2 separate regions of the Homo sapiens genome follow, and region 2 is linked to region 1. A link is a contact called in ENCODE Hi-C or POLR2A ChIA-PET data. All regions are on one chromosome and are shown on one strand. The core of a region is the stretch at or near the end of the contact, and the rest is flanking DNA. Distances in the headings are between cores, read along the strand shown. Region 1 holds the start of DNAJA2 (DnaJ heat shock protein family (Hsp40) member A2). Region 2 holds the start of CNEP1R1 (CTD nuclear envelope phosphatase 1 regulatory subunit 1).

The links. Hi-C counts contacts between places; a loop is a spot of excess contacts on that map. ChIA-PET counts read pairs that join two places held with the same protein, here RNA polymerase II (POLR2A). Pooled maps may share reads with other maps.
Region 2: a loop to region 1 is called in a map of naive thymus-derived CD4-positive, alpha-beta T cell, with 12 times the contacts of the local background. The contact joins the promoter of CNEP1R1 here to the promoter of DNAJA2 in region 1. A Hi-C loop is called at or near these places in 2 of 168 maps with a recorded cell type or tissue (CD8-positive, alpha-beta T cell and naive thymus-derived CD4-positive, alpha-beta T cell) and 8 of 50 pooled maps. POLR2A ChIA-PET finds 5 or more read pairs at or near these places in 2 of 52 experiments (A549 and T-cell).

What each region holds. Positions count from the first base shown.
Region 1 is chr16:46,969,514-46,976,260 of GRCh38, forward strand. It overlaps DNAJA2 (DnaJ heat shock protein family (Hsp40) member A2), which reads right to left and starts at 4,161. Exons shown (of 9, transcript NM_005880.4): 1 at 3,982-4,161; 2 at 2,383-2,442; 3 at 1,836-2,059. The coding sequence starts at 4,059. It overlaps DNAJA2-DT (DNAJA2 divergent transcript), which reads left to right and starts at 4,259. Exons shown (of 2, transcript NR_186372.1): 1 at 4,259-4,612. RefSeq lists silencers at 3,033-3,112, 3,463-3,532, 3,563-3,612, 3,763-3,842, 3,873-3,922 and enhancers at 4,353-4,422, 4,483-4,572.
Region 2 is chr16:50,021,901-50,028,647 of GRCh38, forward strand. It overlaps CNEP1R1 (CTD nuclear envelope phosphatase 1 regulatory subunit 1), which reads left to right and starts at 3,325. Exons shown (of 6, transcript NM_001281789.2): 1 at 3,325-3,440; 2 at 4,496-4,567. The coding sequence starts at 3,416. RefSeq lists enhancers at 1-98, 3,014-3,515 and a silencer at 3,329-3,638.

The DNA.
Region 1 (6,747 bases), core at 2,911-5,410:
GAAAAATGCAGGTAATGGTTTGGCAAGGCTGGCACTCTCCACTAGTGGGGCCTAAACTGGCACAATCCCTCTGCAAGGCAATTTAGTTGTATTTATCAGCCTCAAAACACTCATGCCTGCCTGGGAATCTCTGCCAAGGAGAAACAAAGCTCTACATAAAGATACTCATAGCAGCAGTATCTATTACAGAGAAAAAACCTGGGAATACCCTATATAAAAGGTAAATAAATCATAGAATGCAGTATTATAAACATAGTATTTGTAATAACAGGAAAATCTGAAATGTTAAAACAGCAGAAAACTTTCACTATATAGCATAACTTTTTTTTAAACATGAAGAACTATAAAGTACAGACAGCACTCTTTTGACCCTATTTTCTTTTTAGACCATTTCTATATTAAAGAAAAATATAAACGAATTAACCTGCACTGCACAAATATTACCATTGGAATGGTATCCAAATGTTAATTTCTGAGGGTAAATTCTTTTAAAAAACAAATTTAAGGATTCAATGAGACTCAAAGTTAACAGATAACATGACTTCCTCTAATTTACTCAAGTGTATAAACTAGGATATTATGAAATATTTTAAATAAGTACCTGAACTTCGGCCACTGACATTTGCTAATAAAATCATTTATTGGTCCATGAAAAAAAGAATGGGAAAAAAGACCTCCCAGATTTTGCAAAGTGAAACAGCTATTTTCATACTGGAGAGGGCTTGTGGATTCACAGTCTAAGACCAAGGTCAGGCACCATTCATGTGTTGGCAGGTTAAGGTCAGGCTGGAAGCCAGCAAGCTCCATGGAAACCAACTCAGAAGAGTTCACACTGAGGATCAAGTAATGAGTGACTCTAACATGTACACAAAGTAGGCAGACAGTCACTCATTTTTAGTTTTTAAATAAAAGGTAACTTGGAAGATTCATATACTTCAAAGAAAATAGGCTGGGCGCAGTGGCTTATGCCTGTAATCCCAGCACTTTGGGAGGATGAGGCAGGAAGATCACTTGAGTTCAAGACCAGCTTGGCCAACATGGCGAAACCCTGTCTCTACTAAAAAATACAAAAATTAGCCGGGCATGGTGCGGGTGCCTGTAATCCCAGCTACTTGGGGGGCTGAGGCAGGAGAACTTCTTGAACCTGAGAGGAGGGGGATGCAGTGAGCCTAGATGGTGCCACTGCACTCCAACCCGGGCGACAGGGACTCCATTTCAAAAAAAAAAAAAAAAAAAAAAAAAAGGTCGGGCACAGTGGCTCACGCCTGTAATCCCAGCACTTTGGGAGGCCGAGGCAGGCAGATCACCTGAGGTTGGGAGTTCGAGACCAGCATGACCAACATGGAGAAACCCCATCTCTTCTAAAAATACAAAATTAGCCGGGTGTGTTGGCATATGCCTGTAATCCCAGCTACTTGGGAGGCTGAGGCAGGAGAATCGCTTGAACCCAGGAGGCAGAGGTTGCAGTGAGCTGAGATTGTGCCACTGCACTCCATCCTGGACAAGAGCGAAACTCGGTCTCAAAAAAAAAAAAAGAGAGAGAGAGAAAATGATCTTCACAGTTGAAATTTTAAGTCCTATAATAACAAGCAGCCTCAGAACCATATAAAACCACCTTCCTCTCATTAAAAAATATCGACTGTCCTTTTAAGAGCTACAGCGAAATAGAAACATTCAGATAATCAAATTCAATTTAGTCACCAAAAGAAGACAAGGCAAATGGAAGTTTTTCTAATGAAGGACAGAACACTCTATGAGATTTTTCATCTACTGAGTCATTATCCCACTTGACAAAAAGTACTTAATTTTTTAAAACAACAAAACAAGATATTCACTTGAGTGGATGCATCATGTCCTCTCCTCTTCTTCTGCCATTTCGACTTCTACTCTGATTGCCCATGAAGCCGAACAATCCCCCACCAAAAATGTGAGAGAAAATATCATCCATGCCACCACCTCCGCCGCTGCCTTCCCGAAGACCTTGCTCTCCGTATCTGTCATATAACTCACGCTTCTCAGGATTTGATAGTACTTCATATGCAAAACTTATTTCTTTAAACTATAAAGAAAAGGTAAAAATAAAAATAATTGCATTTTCAAGTAGAAGAGTGGGGAGAAGCTACAGGAATCCAGAATCCATTTAATTCTAAAAAAAAAAAAAAAGGGACAAGTTACCTTTGACTTGATTCTGGTTCTATTTACCACCCACCGCTCCTCAGAATGGTAGTACTCTTATTCTAAAACTAAAATACTCTTGACATTATGAAAATGTGGCTGTGTGGGCATAGTTGGATTTTTTTCCTGCAACATTCCTCTTTTTCAAGGAGGGCAATTTAAGTTAAAGCTAAAACCCCCGGAATAAAAAAGGTGCAAATAACTTACTTTGTCTCCTGCATTTGGATTCTTATCAGGATGATATTCCTTGGCTAACTTTCTGTATGCCTTTGAAAATGGATAAAAACAAAAAAGGTTATAACTAAACACCAGTTAAAAGTTTTGTAATAACTTAATATCCACTTTTCTGAGAAGTAATGTTCTAGAGTTATAACCTTTCAAAAATATTTTCTATTCGTAGGGATTCTTCGGCACTTTCTCGCGATACTGTTTACTAATGTAATATAACCAAGTAGACAGCAGCTATACTTGAAAACAGGTTACAGTGACGTGAAAACCAGATAAAACAATGAAGCAATGCCACAGGGAAAAACAAAACGTTCAAACATTATCCATATTTTCCCTATTGTCAAGTGTCTTTGATGGCCAAGTAACCAGACCAAGACGACCCTAATAAATTCGAGATAAATGACTGTTAAGCTTTGCGGACTGCAAAACATTACTATAAATCAAGCTAAAGTCACAATTCCTGCTCCCGATGGCTCACGCCTTCCTTCTAACTGTAACATCATGAAAAAGTAAAGGTGGTCCTAGTTAGCGTCTTTTGGTGTTTTATTTGCACGTGGTGGTTAACTGGGGTCGTGGTGGCAACTTCGGTGGTAGAGAAGTTGCACACACTCTCAACGAGGTGTTTGGGTCCTAAAGCACTTAAATCTTCATTCACGGAGGCTCGTGAATTATATAATACAGACTAGCATTTCCGGTAAGGTAACAGGAAGTCCACTGTACTCTTCTCACTGCCTAAGGAGCATTCTCATTTTTCTCGGCTTACAAATCTGGATGCTCTTAGCCTGGTGAGGATGCTGTGGGGCTTAAATGCCTCGTGTGCTTTGAAATCCTGAGATGAAAGATATCGCAGCATTGCAAATAGCAATAATAAGGCCTTCTATTTATGTTTACTGTACACTCAGGCGTTTGGCTGGGACCACGGCTTATTCCTAAGCAGGTACAGGACATTAGCATTACCTGCCCAAAGAACAATGCATCCAAACACAGACCCAGCTACCTCCGGGTCAATGGGCGAGGGACGCAGAGAGGGAGGAGCTCCCGCAGCCGGCGGCCGCGGAACCCAGGAAACAACCCCATCCGCCCGAGGCGCTCTGTGGGGGCGGCCTCGACCTCCCCGCCGTTCCTCCCCGCGGAGCACCAGACCCGGGGCCGACGGCCGCGGGGCGGACAGCTTCTCTCTCGGGGCCGGGATGCGCTGAGCACCTCGGTCCAACCTGTTTTTCCGGGGTGGTGACCTCGACGCGAAGGACCGGGCGAGCTGCTGCCTCCCGGGGGATACCAGCCCCCGGCGCTCGTTCAAGGAGGGAGGAAGGAAGGGCTCCCATCGTGTTTGCGCAGGAGTGAGTTTTATTTGCTGCATCTGCGGGCGGGCGGGGCCGGCGGCCCCAAGGTCAGCCGAGGCCGGAGTGCGCGGCTCGCGGCGAGGCCGGTCCCGCCGCCGCCGCCGACTCCCAGCCCGGGCCAGTCACGGCCGGCGCCGGCTCGCGGGCAGCCCAGTAGCGCGGCCTGGCTGAAGAAGACATCCCTGGCCGCGCAGGCCCCGCGCCCCTCACACCCGCCCGGCCCGCTCCCAGATACCTTCTTCAGCTCGTTCTCGCTGGCGCCGGGCGGGACGCCCAGGATGTCGTACAGCTTCGTGTCAGCCACGTTAGCCATGGCGGCCGGCCGGGCAGTGCTCGGGGAGAAGGTGGCGAAGCAGACAGAGCGGAGTCGGGCCCACAAGCGGCGTCGGCGGCGGCACAGGCCGAGGGAGACAGCGAGGGGGAAGCGGGGGCGGGGCTGAACTTTGACCCAGCGCACGGTGCGCCGTGACGTCGCTGTGCAGAGCCCGCCCCCGAGCGCCCGAGGCGCGGCCACTGGGGTCGAAGTATTGAAGAGTGGGCCAGGTTCTCTGTTTTCCTCCAGGTCCAGGCGGCTGGGCAGGGCCAACGTAGGAAATGAAGAACTGTGCACGGCGCACCCCAGGAATTCAGCTTCCTCTCAAAAGCCATGGTTGCGAGGTCGCGTGTTTAACCTCGCACTGGCTGCTGAGGGAATTAACAGGCCTGCGCAGCAGCTTCGTTAGCTTCGAAAGAAAATGGGCCCCGGCTCCCGCAGGAGGCCCGCCTGGCGCGCAGATGTCGTTATTAGAATCCGGGACGTCGGTGGACCCTCTGGGTCTGGCTCCCTCGGGGCTTACGATGAAAAAAACTGGGGGGCGCGTGTGTGTGTATGTTGTGTTTTATATTATGAGAATTCTGAAACATTTAGCAGAAGCAGTATATTACTCCCCATAGTGCAGTTAGCTACCTTTTACCTGTTTCATTGGCTCCACCATACATTTCTAGTGTTTTAAGGGAAACCGTTTCATTCATAAATACCCTAAGTGTATATATTTAATATCTAAGAGACAACTTTTAAAGGCATAACGATGTAATCTCATCTAATGAAATTAACAATTCCTTAATCTAATTCCCAGTCCATATTTAGGTTTTTCAGATGATCTCATGTCCTTTTACAATTGGTTTGTGGCATCCGGGTCCAAACCAAGGTCCACATGTTGCATCTGGACCACGTGTTTAAGCCTCTTACTTGATAGCTTTAAAATTAGCTAACACCAGAGGTTTAGATGGTGTAAGGCAAGTCTGGCCACCAGGTGACTTGATTTACATTCGTTTTAGTTTCGCTCAGAAAGTATGCTGTGCATCTACCAAGTGCTATGATGTACAGAGGCCTGGTCCGGGGAGAGGAGTGTTACAAAAGTGCCTGCCTTCAACCCATTTACGGTTTATGGAGACAGAAAAGTAAGGTTTTCTGATCCCTTGGAACCTGAACTGATAGCAAAGACTTCAGCATAAGCATCTCACTCAGGATAATGTTTCTTCCTTGGCGTTCCCTTTGACCTAGTTGTGGAGGGCCTGAATTCCATGACAAGGACTCTGAAATTTAGCTTGAAAACCCTAAGAGTAATCAGTGATAAGTCATTAATAGTCCTTAAACCCTTTTCCTCAAATCCCATCTGAAATCCTGCTCCCTCTGTGAAGTCTTCCTTTACTGGGCACTGGTGAACACTGCTATCTCATTCGAGTTCCCACCACCCTTCGTTTGTACCTTTTGTGGTAGGATCTCGAACTCTTTTGTTTTTTTTTTTTTTTTTTTTTTTTTACTTGAAACAGCGTCTCGTTATGTCGCTCAGGCTGGAGTGCAGTGGCGCCATCTCAGCTCGCTGCAACCTCCACCTCCCGGCTTCAAGTGATTCTCCCACCTCAGCCTCTCGAGTAGCTGGGATTACAGGCGCCCACCACCATGCCCGGCTAATTTTTGTATTTTTAGTAGAGGTGGAGCTTCACCATGTTGACCAGGCTGGTCTCGAACTCCTGATCTCAAATCATCCACCCACCTTGGCCTCCCAAAGTGCTGGGATTGCAGGCCTGAGCCACTGCCTCTGCCAACCGCCATTGCCGTGTAAATGCTGACGTCATCCTCATGCACGGCTGTAAAATCCAATTCTCTACTTTTCACATTTTGAGATGTTCGTAAGAGACGGTGTAAAGTTATGGCGAGGTTAGACTGTGTAGGTTGGTAGTCTGACTCTGCCATTTAGGAACAATGTGACCTTCAGCAAGTTACTTAACTTTTCTGAGGTTTCCTCAGGTGTAAGATGGGGCTTGTTATTTTTTATATCATTGGTTTAAAAGAGTTATACATTTCTATTACTTAGGGCTGGGCGCAGTGGCCTGTAATCCCAGAACTTTGGGAGGCTGAGGCGGGATCACTCCTGCCTCAAGTCCTGATCACTTGAGGTCAGGAGTTCGAGACCAGCCTGGTCAACATGGCAAGACCCCGTCTCTATTAAAAACACAAAAATTAGCTGGGGGTGGTTGCGCACGCCTGTAGTCCCAGCTACTCGGGAGGCTGAGGTGGGAGAATCCCTTGAGCCCAGGAGGTGGGGGTTGCAGTGAGCCAAGATCACACCACTGCACTCCAGCCTGGGTGACAGAGTGAGACCCTGTCTCAAAATAATAATAAATAATTAAAATTTAAAAAATTACTAAGAAGCTAAAAGAAATTAAGTATAAACTATTGTTCTTGGCCCATATGCTTACGTTGTCTTTGCTCATTTAAATTTCTGGCTTTTCTACTGGGATTCCCTGACTTCTTCCATTACCTATGGGGAATGCCCCTCCGTCCCTTTTCATGACCTCATCTTCCCAAATCTCCTTGCTTGTCAGTTATCATTTTCTCTCGTCTCATTTCTCTGTTAGTTCCTGCTCCACGTAAGAATATGAACTGAAAATCTGTCTTTGTTGCAACCTTCATATTAATTTATCTTATTTGTTTCATATTGTTTTATCTTATTTTCCT
Region 2 (6,747 bases), core at 2,075-4,574, 3.1 Mb after region 1:
GTGATGAATTAGACTTGGAGATGGAGAAATGGAACATTGAGCAAGAAGTCAAAATGGGTAGTTTGACTTAGGGCTTAAAATCAGGCTATGACAATAATTGTGAGATCCGGGCAAACTGATTTTTACTTTCTCTGTTGTGAAATGGGCCGTGATGACTTTCGAACTTTCAAACTTTTTTTTAAAGTGGAACTCTCGGGTATATGCTTTGTACTGTGATGAGAACACGGTGAGCATGCACACACATCCACACACAACGGAAACAATAGGCCATGAAACCCCACATCCTTACTTCCAATTAGGTTTCTTTTTAGTTTTTTTTTTTTTTTTTTTTTTTTTTTTAGACAGGGTCTCACTCTGTCACCCAAGCTGAAGTGCAGTGGTGTGATCTCGGCTCATTGCAACCTCTGCCTCCTGGACTCAAATGATTCACCCAGCACAGCCTCCCAAATAGCTGGGACCATAGGCACACACCACCATGCCCAGCTAATTTTTTGTATATTTTGTAGAGAGAGGGTCTCACCGTGTTGCCCAGGCTGGTCTCAAACTCCTGACCTGAAGCAATCCATCCGTCCCAGCCTCCCAAAATGTTGGGATCACAGGCGTGAGCCACAGTGCCTGGCCTTAATTCATTAAAAAAAAAATAGTCATCATGTGCCCCATAAATATATACAGCTACCATGAACCCACAAAAAAATTAAAAATAATAATAATAGTCATGAATCAGTACATAGATTTTACAAACCTCTCTAGATTTTGACCCACGGTTTAAAAAATATCACCTGAAAGGGTTAAGGGTGATAACACATGGAAAGGGTTTGGTCCCAAGGAAGGCTCCCTAAGTGGAAAACTGAAAAGTGCTATAGTAGAGGAACCTTCAAAATGAAGTGGTGGGTGGGGGTGTCAATTAATTCTGCTGACAAATGGGAAGGAGGAAGGTTGAGGATGAATTAAATACACAAAATACCAATAGGGGAAAAACTGCAGTGCTGCTTAGAACCTTCTTAGCCCTCATCTTTGCATGGCTGGATTCTTCTCATCCATCTTTTCATTCTCAGCTCAAATGCCTGTGCCTCATGAAGCCCTCCCAAAGCATGAGATCCTGCTAACCTTCCTTTTTCTCACTGTATCCTATTACTGTTACTCCCTCCATAGAACTGTCAACTAAAGGATCATGAGGTTCATAAATCTGGGGAGGAGAGCTTTATTTCTGCTTGTTTGTTTGTTTGTTTGTTTGTTTGTTTGTTGAGACAGGGTCTTGCTCTGTTGCCCCAGCTGGAGTGCAGTGGTGCAATCATAACTCACTGCAGCGCCGAACTCCTGGGTTCAAGCAATCTTCCTGCCTCAGCCTCCTGAGTATCTGGGACCACAGCCACATGCCACCATGCCCAGCTAATTTTTAAATGTTTTTTGTTTGTTTGTTTGTTTTTTGTAGAGACAGAATCTCACTATGTTGCCCAGGTTGGTCTGGAACTCCTGGACTCAAGTGATCCTCCCACTTCAGCCTCCCAAAGTGTTGGAATTACAGGCATCAGCCACTGTGCCTGGCCTAAAGAGGTTTATTTCTGAAGGGTTGGAGCCTGCAGGCTGGCCATCCTTATAGGCTGGGAAGTATGGTCTCTGGCAGAGACCAAAAGCAGGCACTTTGAAGGAGGAAGGGTGAAGCAGGAATTTATGCCAAATGGGTTGGCCAAGTATACATATTTAACAGGTTATAGGAGAAGCTATTCAGGAAAGAGGGGTGCACACATGCATAATAAACAATCATGCATGTTACATGGGTCACATGTTCACTTTGGGGTAGAGACTTAACATTTAAATGCATTACAGTTAGACCCTTTACGTCAAAAGGCGAAGCAGAGAACATAAAGGCACTCATTGTGCAGCCTCTGTAGACTGGCTAGGGCCAATCTATGGTGGGTGGTCTCTTATCAGGAGAAAGTTACTGAAATCAGTCTCTTGTCTAATGAAAGCAGGAGTTATGGCTTGTGGAACAAAGGGATCAGTTAGTCAGTGACTGGTACTTGGTAAGCTGCAATTGTTTTAATATTGCTTGTTTAGCTGCTAGAGGAAAAAAACGAACATTGTGGCAGTTAGAACATCGTTTATTCTTTAAGTGTCTGGGTCTTGAGTGATTTAACCCTTGCCTGGCAGGGCCTTAGGTCTTGTTTATAAGTTGGTATGTTACTGCCACAAAAAAATCTAGCCCATCAGTCTTAGATTCTTTTTTTTTTCTTTTTCTTTTTTGACAGTCTCACGCTGTCACCCAGGCTGGAGTGCAGTGGCTCACTGCAACCTCCGTCTCCTGGGTTCAAGTGACTCTCGTGCCTCAGCCTCCCAAAGAGCTGGGATTACAGGCATGCACCACCACGTCTGGATAATTTTTTTGTATTTTCAGTAGAAACAGGGTTTTGTCATGTTGCCCAGGCTGGTCTCAACTCCTGACCTCAAGTGATCCACGCGCCTCAGCCTCCCAGAGTGTTGGGATTAACAGGCGTGAGCCACCGCGCCCGGCCAGGATCTCTATTTTAACACAACTATTCTTATTTGAAATCAATTACTTATTTGCATGTTTGTTGCCTGCTGTAGCCCTTCCTCTTTGCGGGCAGGAATCCTGTCTACCTGGCTCACACGCGTATCAATACAGTGTCTAGCATGTTAGGCAATAAAATGATTTTGAATGAAAGAATGCCACCAATAAATGAACAAGAAGGCCTTGTGATCAAATACAAATGTAGTCAATCCCTTACAGATCTCTTCTTAAGTTATAGGTATTTGGGCTTACACTTTGCCTCATTTAGGAATTATGAAAGCTGGGTGATGTGAGAGGAAAGTAACCAAGAGAGAAGTGTTTACTTAAGGGGTTGGTTATCTAGGATACCATAATTAAGGAAACTGGTTATTTAGGGTTCTAGTTAGTTCTGTACAGATTTCATTACTCCTTGAGATCCTTGAGGACAGAACCAGCTCTTTGATTTCTGTATCCCTCGCTAGCGACCAGAATAATGCCTGGAAGGTAGTGGGCGCTCAATCAACATTTGACGAATGAAAGAACCAAGCGGGGAACGGGGGATAAATGAATGAACGAACTGGCTCCGGAGGGCTGCAGTTCCTCCCCGGGGCAGCAGGCGACGCCAGCGTTACGCCCGCCTGGCCGCCGGCAGTTCTTGGTCCCTCCGGCTGACCGTCCAACGCTAGGCGCCGAGGCCGGTGCAAGAGACAGCCAATAGAAAGCTGTCTTAGTTGGAGGTCTAGTAGAGGAATCCAATGAGCGTAGCGGGTCTAGGCAAGGGGCGGTGCGACGGGGAGGGGCAGCGGGGAGCGGTTAGAGGTGGGAGTTGGCGCTGCGGGCCGGGCGGGGGCCGCGGAAGCTGCGATGCGGACAGGGCAGCGGCGGTGACCCGAGCTGCCGCCCGACATGAACTCGCTGGAGCAGGCGGAAGGTAGGGTGGGCCGCCCGGGCCCGTCCCCCGTCTCCCCTCGGAAGCTGGCGGTGCTCCGGAGGAGCCGGCGTCGTGAAGACCCCCGCCCCGGGAGGAGGCCGCAGAGGATGGAGCTAGGGGCCCGGAGCTTGGGGGCGCGTAGGCGGCCGTACCTGGCCAGACGCGGGGGGCGGTGCCTCAGCTCCCTGAGTCCCCACAAACCTAGAGGGTCGACCTCCTCGCCAGCTTCTATTTTTATTTTCTTTTCACTGGCAGACACTTGCACTTCGTGCATTGCAGCCTGCTAATTCATTTCATTTCATTCTCACAGCCCCGCGAGTTGTATCCCTGATTCCTGCGGTGGTTTCCGGTAACTGCCAAGGTTAGGAAGTGCTGCTCGGTGTTTTAAAGTTTAAAGCACACCACTGCGGAAAGGATACCCCACCACTCACTCGGAGCAGCTTAGACGCCCCTGTCTTCTAGAACTAGGCGCTGCCTGGGTGCCACGAAGATCACCTGTACCCCTTCGGAGGGGGCAAGGGGAATGTCTTTCCACACCCACTCGCTATCAGTGTCAAGAAGTCTAGTAAGGCCAGACGGCGTAGCCATTAATTAAATATAAGAGCTGGAAACCGGAGGCGGGTAATTGCAGTCAGGTAGACCTCGAAGACTTTGATGTTAGGCACTACGTGGTTCTAATAGGAAGTTCTTGGTTCCCAGAGAGCTAAAACTCGACCTGATTTTAATTTTATTTGCAACCCTGAAAATGTTCGCTTTTGGCGCTGGCCGAGGCTGCTGCTTATTTCTCCCAATACCATTTATGAAGCTTCTAAAAGTAAATCAGCAAGTTTTCTTATATGAGAAATTGGAATTAAAGAGCCCTAATTTTTTGTCAAGTGCTTAAAAAGCTGTCATAGTAAATGAAATAAACAGTGCAGTGATACATGGAAGTTAGTGTGTAAGACCTGAAGCAGTTAAGAGTATCTCACATGTCGTCTTAATGTTAGGTAAATACTCTGACATTTCGTCAGACGAGTAAGAGTGGCTAATTAGAAAATTGACATCTTTATACCTAGATCTCAAGGCTTTTGAGAGGAGACTTACTGAATATATTCATTGTTTGCAACCTGCTACTGGACGCTGGAGAAGTAAGTTCCTGAATGTTATTTTAAGGGAAAACTAACAATTGATACTTTTATCCTAATATAGGAATGATTTGCTTTTATGTAAAATGTTTGTTTAAATTTATTTAACATTGTAGACAATGCCTTATGAAGAAATTTTTAAGAAAAGGAAATTATAACTGGCCTTCTCAAAAGAACAGTCTATTTCGTGTGGTTGTTTTTGTTTTTCCATTAAAAAACATATTTTTTGGCCAGGCGCCGTAGCTCACGCCTGTAATCCCAGCACTTTAGGAAGCCCAGGCAGGCGGATCACCTAAGGTCAGAAGTTCAAGACTAGCGTGGCCAACACGGTGAAACGCCGTCTCTACTAAAAATACGAAATTAGCCGGTCGTGGTGACGCTGCCTGTGATCCCAGCTACTCAGGAGGCTGAGGTGGGAGAATCGCTTGAACCCGGGAGGCGGGGATTGCAGTGAGCCGAGATTGCGCCATTGCACTCCAGCCTGGGCGACAAGAGTAAAACCCGGTCTCAATAAATAAATAATAAAAATATTTAAATTTTTGAATTATTACAGTTTTGATAAAGACATACCTAATAAAAATTTCAGTAGCCCGTTTAGCAGTTTTATAATTTGCCTACAAACTATTGGAATAAAATTTTAGTAAGAAGAGTCATATTAATAGGGCTCAGTGAGTCACGCATATAATCCCAGCACTTTGGGAGGCCGAGGCTGGAGTATTGCTTGAGCATGGGAGTTTGAGACCAGCCTGGGTAACATGGAGAGACCCCATCGCGGTGGCTCACGTCTGTAATCCCAACACTTTGGTAGGCCGAGGCGGACGGATCACGAGGTCAGGAGAGCGAGACCATCCTGGCTAATACGGTGAAACCCCGTCTCTACTAAAAATAAAAAAATTAGCCGGGCGTGGTGGCGGGCGCCTGTAGTCCCAGCTACTCTGGAGGCTGAGGCAGGAGAATGGAGTGAACCCAGGAGGCAGAGCTTGCAGTGAGCCGAGATTGCACCACTGCACTCCAACCTGGGCGACAGAGCGAGACTCTGTCTCAAAAAAAAAAAAAAAAAAATTTAGCCAGGCATGGTGGCACACCCCGAGGTCCCAGCAACTTGGGAGGATCACTTGAGCCCAGGAGGTCGAGGCTGTAGTGAGCTATGTAGTGAGCTAAGTGAGCTATGTTCACTGCACTCCAGCTTAGGGAACAGAGGGAGACCCTGTGTTTAAAAAAAAAAAAAAGTAAAGTCATGTTATTTAATGTATACTTGGAAAAGTTACAAAATTACCCTTAGTTGATTTTTAACAAAGCATAATTGTGCTGCTTTGAAGTCTGACCTAGAAAATTCACATTATTACTATCTATTCATAAGTATCATGAGTGCTACAAAATATAATTTGAACAGTGCTTACTTGCCCATGGAAATACATAGGAAATGTGGACAAATATATGAGCCATGAGATCATCAAACAAAATGCTTTGTTAATATGTGTTTGGAATAGTTTTTATTTGTTTTTGTTTTGGAAATGGAGTCTAGCTCTGTTGCCCAGGCTGGAGTGCAGTGGCGCCATCTTCGCTCACTGCAACCTCTGCCTCCCGGGTTCAAGTGATTCTCCTGCCTCATCCTCCCTAGTAGCTGAGATTACAGGTGCCCGCCACCACGGCAGCTAATTTTTTTGTGTATTTTTAGTAGAGATAGGGTTTCTGCATTTTGGCCAGGCTGGTGTCAAACTCCTCACCTCAGGTGATCCTCCCATCCTGGCTTCCCAAAGTGCTAGGATTACAGGTGTGAGCCACCACGCTGGGCCAAATAGTTTTAATTTCCTAGATGGTCATTATTTAGATTTAATTCCTATCAAGAAGGAAGTGTAGTAGCACACATTGAGGATTTACTTTATTTCAAAGTGTAAATCAGTTTGCTGGACCAAAAAAGCACTATTGAAGCTAAGGATCTAAGGATCTGGCAAGATTTTTTTGTATAATTTTTATTAAATCTATTTGCAAAGTTTTATTAGTATGCTGTGAGAATTCTGGTTGGTCAGAATTTACAGGTAATGATTTTCCTAGGTTCTCTGGTTTACCTAGGAATTATCCCCAAAACCTATGTTTCACTGTTACTTGAAAATCTTTTAAAATGTATATGATACTGCCCTATCTTATAAAATGTGATATAAATATACTTTACTTTTTCTCTG